2 separate regions of the Homo sapiens genome follow, and region 1 is linked to region 2. The links are chromatin loops, found by intact Hi-C in ENCODE. Cell type or tissue: PC-3. All regions are shown on one strand. Links, peaks and the distances in the headings refer to the core of each region. The heading gives the core; the rest is flanking DNA. Region 1 overlaps STK26 (serine/threonine kinase 26). Region 2 has its middle 11 kb from the start of FIRRE.

Evidence for each region. Peaks named below come from ENCODE experiments on the same cell type or tissue, not always from the same donor. Only the 100,000 strongest peaks of a DNase experiment are listed, where the experiment ranks them.
Region 1: it touches region 2 in a loop (14-fold over the local background); 53 of 110 quality-filtered maps call a loop at or near these places.

What each region holds. Positions count from the first base shown.
Region 1 is chrX:132,068,500-132,073,884 of GRCh38, forward strand. STK26 (serine/threonine kinase 26) reads left to right here. Exons shown (of 12, transcript NM_016542.4): 6 at 1-70; 7 at 979-1,164; 8 at 2,570-2,718; 9 at 3,769-3,862; 10 at 4,314-4,376; 11 at 4,458-4,594. Among named protein-coding and RNA genes, the nearest start is that of STK26, 48 kb to the left of the region's middle. In PC-3, for the core only: a CTCF peak has its summit at 2,940 (motif pointing left); no DNase peak of the experiment used is centred there; H3K27ac peaks cover 460 bases.
Region 2 is chrX:131,838,664-131,844,048 of GRCh38, forward strand. No RefSeq gene overlaps it. Among named protein-coding and RNA genes, the nearest start is that of FIRRE, 11 kb to the left of the region's middle. In PC-3, for the core only: CTCF peaks have their summits at 2,900 (motif pointing right) and 3,103; a DNase peak (open chromatin) is centred at 2,928; H3K4me3 peaks cover 811 bases; H3K27ac peaks cover 393 bases.

The DNA.
Region 1 (5,385 bases), core at 66-5,065, 230 kb after region 2:
AAATACCTTTGTGGGAACTCCATTTTGGATGGCTCCTGAAGTTATTCAACAGTCAGCTTATGACTCAAAAGTAAAGTATTACCTGTACAAACTGTTTTGGGCTTGTTAATAAATTATATATGGCACACTATCCTAGTTAATACACTGCCTTATTTTTCCTTGTTTCACAAGTGTTTCTTAAGCTAGAGTTATGTCATATTTTGCTGCTTAATCATAAATTCCCTCACAGCTAACTAATATTTGGACCCTATTCACTTCAATGGCTTTTCATCCCACGTGGAATAAAATCCTAAGTCCTTTCTGTGACATATAAAGCTCTACACAATCTGGCCATTATCTGCCTTTCCAGTCTTATCTCCTACCACTCTCTTCTAGATTATTCATCCACAGTGGCCTCATGGTTGTTCCTCAAACATAGCAAGTACACCCTGGCCTCAGGACCTTTGCATGCCCTTCCCTCTGTCTGAAAAAACCTTCTTCCCACAATCAGGTCTTTGCTTAAATATCACCTACGCAGGGAAGTCTTCCCTGGCCATCTTATGTAAATTTGCAACACCCTTCCCCCCATGATTCATTATTCTCTTACTATGCTTTGTTATTTTCTTCACAGAAGTTAGCACCGTCTGGCACCATATTATTTATTTATTTATTGTCTTTCTTATTAGAATGTAAACCCCTTAAGAGCAGGGATTTTTGTCTGGCTTATACACTACTGAAATCCTCCATTCCGAGAAGGGTACCTGGCACAAAGTATGGAATTCATTATGTTTTACATAAATGAATTCTACTAATAAAAATTTATTAACACCACATTTTCTTGAGAGACAAGTACTGTATAGCCATTAGGTTCCACAGACTATTTTGTGGTAGTATATTGGAATGGAGTTTCAAGGTGATATACATACATACACATATATATATATATATATATATATATATATATATATATATATTATTTTCTTTTTCCTTTTACGTTAGGCTGACATTTGGTCATTGGGAATTACTGCTATTGAACTAGCCAAGGGAGAGCCACCTAACTCCGATATGCATCCAATGAGAGTTCTGTTTCTTATTCCCAAAAACAATCCTCCAACTCTTGTTGGAGACTTTACTAAGTCTTTTAAGGAGTTTATTGATGCTTGCCTGAACAAAGATCCATCATTTGTGAGTATATATTGCTATTATTACTATTTGTTTTCTATTATTAGATCTACTTATAGCAAAGGCAGCTTTTCCTGCAGTAGGGAATACAGTGTATGTGAGAATTGTCTAAGATCCATCCAGGAACCTGGTTCGTCCTTCTGTATTGCTATTTCTATTGAGTTCTTAACCAGATTCTTCATTCTTTTTCTCCTTACCCTTCGTTTTTTTCTTGATCCTCAGCTTCCTCCTTATTCTATTCATTATTTCCTCTTTCAGGGGGAAATAAATTTGAGAAATAAAGTTAACTTTATATTATGTCATTATTAAAGTGTATGTATAAATACAATGATTTTTGTTCAACTGTTTTCATTTTTCATGAAAAGTTATATTTGGGTTTAACTATTTTTTTTTTTTGAGATGGAGCCTTGCTCTGTTGCCCAGGTTGGAGTGCAGTGGCATGATTTTGGCTCACTGCAACCTCCAGGTTCAAGCGATTCTCCTGCCTCAGCCTCCCAAGTAGCTGGGATTACAGGCACCCGCCACCATGCCTGGCTAATTTTTGTATTTTTAGTAGAGATGGGGTTTCACCATGTTGGCAAGGCTTGTCTCGAACTCCTGACCTCTAGTGATCTGCCCTCCTCAGCCTCCCAAAGTGCTGGGATTACAGGCATGAGCCACTGTGCCTGGCCAGGTTTAACTATTTTTATTTGGTGTTTAGAAACTTCAATGTGAAGTTGTATACTTTTCCTAGGCTAGTGAGCTCCATTCATTTACTTGGTGGATTCTATTACAGTTGTTTTACTGTTGTTGAAATAAAGCTGCCTTGTGACTTTTTGAGACGAGAAATACACAAGAGCAGTCCAAACTTGATATAACTATTTTTAAGTTGATGATAAACATTCTCATGTTAATAAAATGAAGGCGGAACATCCTCCACAGCACCTGGTGTTTGCATTTAGATGCAATAGACATTGATTTGTGATGGAGAAGGGATTATATGTGTAGATAATAACAAAATTACAGCCTTGCAAGTTTTCATCAGGTTTTTTCAAATTTACAGTAAATGTGATTAAAGTATTTTAGAACACTACTTTGAAATGTTTTTAAATGTTTACTTTCTAAATACTGTCATGTGTCTCTCTGCTTTTGAGAAGGCCCTGCCTGCCAGTTTGCTGGTGGGTAAGCCACCTGCTGCCCGTTGGGCTTTAACAAATTGGGACACCAAAGTAGTAGATTCAATGTGGTTGCCTTGAGCCACTTCAATAATAGAATTAGCTATTTTCCTACAGCATTTTAGTTGTTCTTATGTCTACAGACATACCTTTATACCTTTCAGCTTAATAATTCAAATGATTTTTTTTACCATTCCTTGTAATCATAAGAGTTCAACAATTGTCATATGCAGCCTTGATCTTTTTATCCTTAGCGTCCTACAGCAAAAGAACTTCTGAAACACAAATTCATTGTAAAAAATTCAAAGAAGACTTCTTATCTGACTGAACTGATAGATCGTTTTAAGAGATGGAAGGCAGAAGGACACAGTGATGATGAATCTGATTCCGAGGGCTCTGATTCGTATGTACAAATTATTTAATTTTTATGTAGGCAGCCTATTTAAATATTGTATATCTTTTAGCTATGCTCCAGTGTGCTTGTTCTAGCATAAAATATAAACCATATTTTGAAATTTCACCTTAGAAACTGTAAAAATCTTTTTCAATCACAGTCTGTGGAATACAATGGAGTTGGAAACATGTTTTTCTTGGAAGTGAATAGCTCTAGTTTTAAATGGTCTTGGTCTAACCCCTAGTGGATACTTGAGTATATTACAAAATTTTGGAACAGGATTCAATTAAAGGTGTTATATTAGTTTGCTCAAAGTAATAAGGAGCTGTGTTTTCTCATACTTTGATGGCAACCTGCAAAATCCCTCTAAAGAACTGACCTCCAGGCTTTTCCCACCTCTTGGCCATGTACCAAACCAAGATCAGACTGATACATTTAAATATTCATTTATGCATGATTTTTATTTCTTGAAAAAGTTGTAGGGTTTTATAACAGCAGCGTTTACATTAAAAATTCAGCCTCTAAGTCTGTCAATTAATTTAGACTAGGAAAGTCTGTATGCTATGCCAGAATTTAGTCCTCCACCAGCTGAACTGGCACAAAGGCAACACCAAATTTCTTTAGATACTACTCTGAGATTCTTCCATTTATGAGAAATTGTCCAATGTTGGAAAGGGATAAAAAATATCAGAATAATTTGTGCCCTATTCTAATGGGTGTTAGCCTTAGCTTCCCATAAGAGTCACTCATGGAACCTTAAAGCAATCACAAGCCACACCACTGGAGATCCTGATTCAATAGGTGGGGAGTAGTGAGGGACAGGTATTTATCTATGGTAGGAGGTCTCAATGAAGCACACACAGAGTTGAGAACCACTCCACTACTACTCTGTAGTAAAATGTAGTATTCGCCTGAAGCTGAGATCAGATGCTTTTTTGCATCATGAGTTTTTAAACATTGGGACAATTATCCCTTTAGATTCTACCTGCATTGATTTGGTATTTTTGCCAAGCTGAATCATTTGGGCACTTATAGAGGTATCTTTGGCAATCTCTTTAGGGAATCTACCAGCAGGGAAAACAATACTCATCCTGAATGGAGCTTTACCACCGTACGAAAGAAGCCTGATCCAAAGAAAGTACAGAATGGGGCAGTATGTATATGGAGACAATTACTTACTCTTCATACAGTTTTTCAAACCATGTAGTGAGATGATAATGGCCTAAAATTGTTAGGATTGAATACCCCTAAATGCCTGTCTGCCTCACTGTGTTTGTAGTATGCTTCATTTGTCATTAGTTTTGAGCTAATTAAGAAAAGTTAATAGAAGTTATTTAAGTGGCCATATTGGTATTTTTTAAGTGCATTTCACCTGGAGATACATAAGCCCAGGGAATCATAGGTATCTATTGTAATCCCAGAAGTTAGAGGACTTCTGGATGATGAATGAGAATGAATGATAGGAAGAAAGCTTAGAGACTTGCCTTGCATACAATCTTTTGTTTTCAGTAGGGGATTCAAATTAGTTCGTATTTGTTAAAGAATAAGAAAATCATGACACTTATTTTAATTTCATGTGTATAATCTATATTATTTGTTCAAAGGAGCAAGATCTTGTGCAAACCCTGAGTTGTTTGTCTATGATAATCACACCTGCATTTGCTGAAGTAAGTACAGATTAATTAGCCTTGGATATCTGTGTTAAGTAGTATAATATTTTAAATGTTTTAACTATTATTCTTTCTCAGCTTAAACAGCAGGACGAGAATAACGCTAGCAGGAATCAGGCGATTGAAGAACTCGAGAAAAGTATTGCTGTGGCTGAAGCCGCCTGTCCCGGCATCACAGATAAAATGGTGAAGAAACTAATTGAAAAATTTCAAAAGTAAGTTGGAAATGTCATTTTAAAAATTATTTTGCATTTTCTGTTGTATGTTAATTTATGATGCAATGTAATTCCTTTGATTCAACCATTCCAATTATTCCTAACAAAGTCACCTTTCAATACATAGTTGTATACTTAAAAATAGTTTTTGTCTGTTGTCTATCTTAAACATTAGCTTTTAGAATGATTATCTTTAGGCATGACAAGGTAGTTTTCCACTGCATGAAATGACCTGTTTTTCTTTCTCCACTAGTAGGATTATAGACAAAAGGTCACTGAGCATATTCTCATTTGAGCTCTTATTAATATAATTGTGGAATGCTTTCTTTCTTGCCACTACCCTCAGAATTTAACAAAACACCACTAGTTGCATAGTTTCCAGTGCTAAAGTTCCTACGTTTGATCTCCATATGAAAAGTTAAGGAAAAGGTAGAGGGACTCAATCCAGACCAAAAAAGGGCTCTTATGTTCAACTTCAGTTTCTATGTTGTCTCTTGAAATATTCATTTGATTTTGTTCGCATTCAAAAAAGTTCTTACATTTAATTTTTTAAAAAATTTTCAACAAGACTTTTGTATGCATGCACACATATACACTCCTTAGCTCAAGCAAGCTATAAGGTGATACTGATTTTAGCCTTGACCCTGCTATATCTCTTCTCAGTGCATCTTTATATTTCTTTGTGTTTGTGATGCCACTGGGATCGAGATGGAACAAACTCTGTGACCTGTGAAATCACACACTCTCAAAGATCTTTCTATCTGATAAGGCTCACTTGTACTCGCAAACCT
Region 2 (5,385 bases), core at 304-5,303:
TTCAAGTATTAGAACACTTTATCTTTTAGAATTCTATTATAATATGTCTGTTGGCCTTTTGGCTATACCACTTTGTGTTATTTTTTAGTGGTTATTCTTGCGATTGCAATATGCATCCTTAACTTTTTATAATCTTCTCAGAGTTGATATTTTACCGCCTCATACAGAATGTAAAATCCTTATAACAATATACATACTTTTACTATTCCTCGGTGTCCTTTATACTATTATTGTCATATGTAATTTATGTACATACATTATAAACACAGCAAAATGATGTTAGAACTTTTGCTTTAAGCATTCAAGTATATTTTAAAGGAACTAAGTGAAAATTTTTTTTGTACATTCTCAGACACTGAACATTTCTGATGTTCTTTACTCTGGAACATGTTCTGGCTCTGGAAGATCTGTATTTTCCCCTGATGTAGTTTTCTTCAACCTGAAGAATGTCCTATAGCATTTATTTTATTGCATGCCTACCAGTGACAAAGAATCTTAGTTGTCTTTTGTCTGAAAACATCTATTTCACCTTCATCTGTGAAGATATTTTCAAGGATGGAGAACTCTGGGTTGATTTTTTTTTTCCCATCAGCACTTTCAAGAGGACGTGACACTGTCTTGTAGCCTCCATAGTCACTGATGAGAAAGCCATAGCTTTTAAAATAAAACATGTGATATATGACAGCTGCAGCGCTTCAGTTCTGTGGGGGAAATGACTGAGTTTTCAATGAGTGGTCTTGGGATTACTGGGCATCCGTGCGTGCAAATGAAACTTTACTTCTCCCTCACAGTGTACACAAAACTCAATTCCATAGTCTCTTTTCAGGTACTCATGGTGAGGAAATTCATTATAAACCTGCACTTGTGCTATGGAAAGCCCAGGAGAGGAGGGAGGGCTTTGATGGATTTGAGAGGTGAGAATGAATGTCTAGCCAGGGGTTGGCAAGCTAACTCACAGAACAGATGTGGCCAGTGACTTGTATTTGTAAGGCCTGAAAGCTAAGAGTGATTTTTACATTTTTAAAGCTTTGCTTGAAAAAATGGAGGCTATGTGACCGAGGCCACCTGTGGCTTGCATAGCTTAAATCATTCACCATCAGGCCTTTTACAGAAAGAGTCTGCTATTCTCTGCATCTAGGACCAAAGATACCTTGACCCATAGTTTCTCCTATGTAGGGACAGGACATGTTCTAGAAACCCCACTGTGGTCTAATGTGCACGTCCTCTTCATGAGGATGGCTTCACTGACATAAACATAAGCCGGACCAGATTAGCATTTCATGTCAGGCCAGGCCCCAGAAGCAGAGTAGAATGAGATCCAGACACAAGTTCTAACCGTATCTGCGACATGGCCTTACAGGAAACCAGTGGAAATCATTCCTCAGTGAAAGGCAGAGGCCTAGGAAATGGGGTTGGAGCCGGGGTGCGTGGGTGGGCATGAAGGTTCACCCTTTCTGGAGGACCTCCCAGACCACAGAATCAAGGGGGCACCTCCTGGACATCTTCTCACTACTGTGTATCTTCCAGTCTTGATTTCTTAAAAGACAGTAAGGTGAGGGGATAAAGGATCAGGTGTGTGTGTCTAATAGTTGGTGACACTTAAAGATGGCATCAGGACTAGTGACAGGATGAAACCAAAGGTGTGTGCTTTGGCGATCATATGGACATTGAAAAAGAGTGATCTATAGGTGAAAGGGGTCTTGGTAGCAGTCAGGGATCAAGTGAAGATGGGGTTAGTGAAGGTCAGGTGTGTCCACAATGCAGGATTTTTGCAATTATTCTGAGTGTTAGGATCATAGTTAGGGACGGGATGGATTGGGAATTTTGTGAGGGTTGAAGATGTCTGTTTTTCATTTCCTTGATAATAGGAAGCACCGATTTTACATAGGGTAAGGGATTAGGTTGGAATCAGGGATAGAGGTCAAGTTAGGGGTGGAAGGAGAGGTGGAAGCAAGTGTGAGGATAAGGGTTGTGCCGAGAAGGAATACATATTGCTTCAGATAAGCAGTGCATAGTAGGATGGATTGGGGTCAGGAACAAAGTGGGGGGCTGCTATTCTGACATATAGAGAGATTACACATGGCATCTCTGAGTCAAAAGGCGGGAGGAACCTGTAGGCCAGTGGTGGTGACTGTGAACCCTCTGGAAGTGTCTTTGCTGTTTGTGGCCCCTGAATGTGTCAGTCGGCTGTGTGTGCCCTGAATGCCTCCCTGCCAGAGCAGGAGCGCAGTGAAGCCTTTATGATCAGGAAGGGTCAGGGCCGGCCATTTGGGTCCCGGGCAAGGGAGGAGCTGGGCCGGCTGCGGACCCCTCGGCAGCCACGTTCCGAAGGGACAGCTGAACCCACAGGGTGGAGTAGGAGGTGGCAGCTATGGAGAGGGGAGCAGGTAGGGTCCCCGGGCCTTACTCCAGAGGGCGAGAAGGAAAGCATGAAGGGCTCGGTCTGGCCTAGGAGGGAGCCCAGGCTGCCTGGCAGAAGAGACTCCGGGGGCTCCAGTCCAGGCCCTGATGGCCGAGAAAACGTGAGGGGCCCAACAGGGCTCTCTCAGGGAAGGGGCCGCCCCTGTCCTCTCCATGCCAAGACGGCCTAAACTCCACCAAGAATTTCCCGTGGTTGCAGTTCCCCCAGCCGGAGCCACCCGCAACTGGAGCAGGCCTCTCTGGCCACCCTTTCCCCACCTTCCAGCTGTGGCCCTTACATTGTGTGTGTCCCAAAACCCACTGCGGATATCATGGCAGCTGTGGGAAAATGCAGCAGAATTGCTGATACAGAGGATTCTAGGAGTTTTGCTTTCTCAGAACCTCCCCACCCCTCGCCTCGCCAAGCCCCGGGTTAGGAGCCCCTGCTCCCCACATGTTTCTGCGTTGTGTGTCATACATCCTATTGGCCACTAGATGGCGAAAGAGACCTTGGCAGGACGTCTCACCTCTTCAGGGATGAGGGCAACGTTTTCACAGGTCCAGTTTTTCCTGTTCCAATGGGTGAAATTAGAGCTCAGGACCAACCAGCGCCCCCATACTTCTCACACACATATTTGAGGGAATGAAGGCTAAAAACCACGTTCTGCTGCCGCCTGGGATACTCCTCCCCTTACCGCCCTCTCCCCTCTCAGATCCCACAGTGTGAATGTTCATCTCCACAAACAACGTGGGTAGGATAGGCGCTGGGGATGGCGCTGTCTTTGGCTGTTCCCGTGTTCCTTGTGCCTGCTGCCTCCCTCGGCTCAGCACAATTGACGCCAACAACTAACAATACTGTAGGCTTGTCTGAGGACTGGGGTCCCGTCTTAGTGGCTGTGTGACTTTGAGCTAGTTAATTAACCTCTCTGTGCTCGGGTTTTCTCGCGTATGCAATGAAGATTGTAATCGTGTACCTATGTCATAAAGTTACTGTGAGGCTGAAATAAATGAACATTTCTAAAACACTTATGAAAATGTTTGGCACATAACTGCACATCCAATATGTGCTAGCTATTCTAATTGCCATCTTGCCCTGCAGAGTAAGGCCTCAGTCATTATTTGTTTTTCTTGGCATTTCCTATCTTGAGCTCCTAGGTTTCGACTATGGACTCTGTCTCTGGCGTCACCAACTATGTCTGGCAGTTGGGAACTGCTTTTTAAAAACTAATTAATTTTGGCCGGGAGCGGTGGCTCACGCCTGTAATCCTAGCACTTTGGGAGGCCGAGACGGGCGGATCACGAGGTCAGGAGATCGAGACCATCTTGGCTAACACGGTGAAACCCCGTTTCTACTAAAAATACAAAAAATTAGCCGGGCGTGTTGGCGGGCGCCTGTAGTCCCAGCTACTCGGGAGGCTGAGGCAGGAGAATGGCGTGAACCCAGGAGGTGGAGCTTGCCGTGAGCCGAGATCGCGCCACTGCACTTCAACCTGGGAGACACAGCGAGACTCCATCTCAAAAAAAAAATAATAATAATAATTAATTTTTTCAATTTAAGGATAAAACACTGTATGTATTTATTAGGTACAGCATGTTGTTTTGAAAACGCATACATTGTGAAATGCTTAAATAGAACTAATTAATATATACATTATCTCACATGATTTTTAAAAATGAGAATACTTAAAATCTACTCTCAACGATTTTAAAGAATGTAATACATTGTTACTAACTATAATTACCATGTTGTACAATAGATCTCTTGAACTTATTTTCTCCTGTTTAATTGAAAGTTTGCATCCTTTGACTAGCATCTCCCCAACTCCCCCACCCTCACCCATAGTAACCACCTTTCTACTCTGTGCTTCTATGAATACAACTTTTTTCGACTGCACGTTTGAGTGAGATCATGTGGTATTTGTCTGTCTGCGTCTGGCTCATTTAACTTAGTATAATTGTCCAGGTTCATCCATGTTGTCACAAATGACAGGATTTCCTTCTTTTTAAAGGTGGAATTCCATTGTGTGTGTATGCCATATTTTCTTTACACATTTAGCCTTTGATGGAAACTTAAGTTGATTCCATATCTTGGCTATTGTGAATAATGGTGCTATGTACATGGGAGTGCAGATACCTTTTCGACATACTGATTTCATTTCCTTTGATATATACCTAGAAGCATGATTGTTGAATTATATGGTAATTCTAATTTTAGCTTTTTGAGAAACAGCCATATAATTTTCTGTAATGGATGTACTAATTTACATTCCCACAAACAGTGTGCAACGGTTCCTTTTTCTCCATCTCTTCAGCAACACTTATGACTTTTTGATAATAGCTATACTAACAAGTGTGAGGTGATGTCTCATTATGGTTTTAATTTGTATTTCCCTGATGATTAATTATGTTGAGCATCTTTTCATATACTTGTTGACCATTTGTACATCTTTTAAGGAATGTTTCCAGGCACGGTGGCTGACGCCTATAATCCTAGCACTTTGGGAAGCTGAGGCAGACGTATTGCCTGAGCTCAGGAGTTCAAGACTAGCCTGGGCAACATGGTGAAAACCCGTCTCTACTAAAATACAGAAAATTAGTTGGGCATGGCAGTGTGCGCCTGTAGTCCCAGCTACTCGGGAGGCTGAGGCAGGAGAATTGCTTGAACCTGGGAGGCAGAAGTTGCAGTGATCCAAGATCGCGCCATTGCACTCCAGCCTGGGTGACAAGAGTGAAACTCCGTCTCCAAAAAAAAAAAAAAAAAAAAATCCATTCACATCCTTTCATCCTTTATTCATTTTTTAAGTTGAGCTATTTGTTTTCTTGCTATTGAGTTCAGTTCCTTATATACTTTTGATATTAATCTTTTATGAGATTTATGGTTTGGAAATATTTTCTCTCATTCCATAGGTGTCTCTTCACTCTGTTGATTGTTTCCTTTGCTGTGCAGAAGCTTTTTAGTTTGATGTAATCTCATTTGTTTATTTT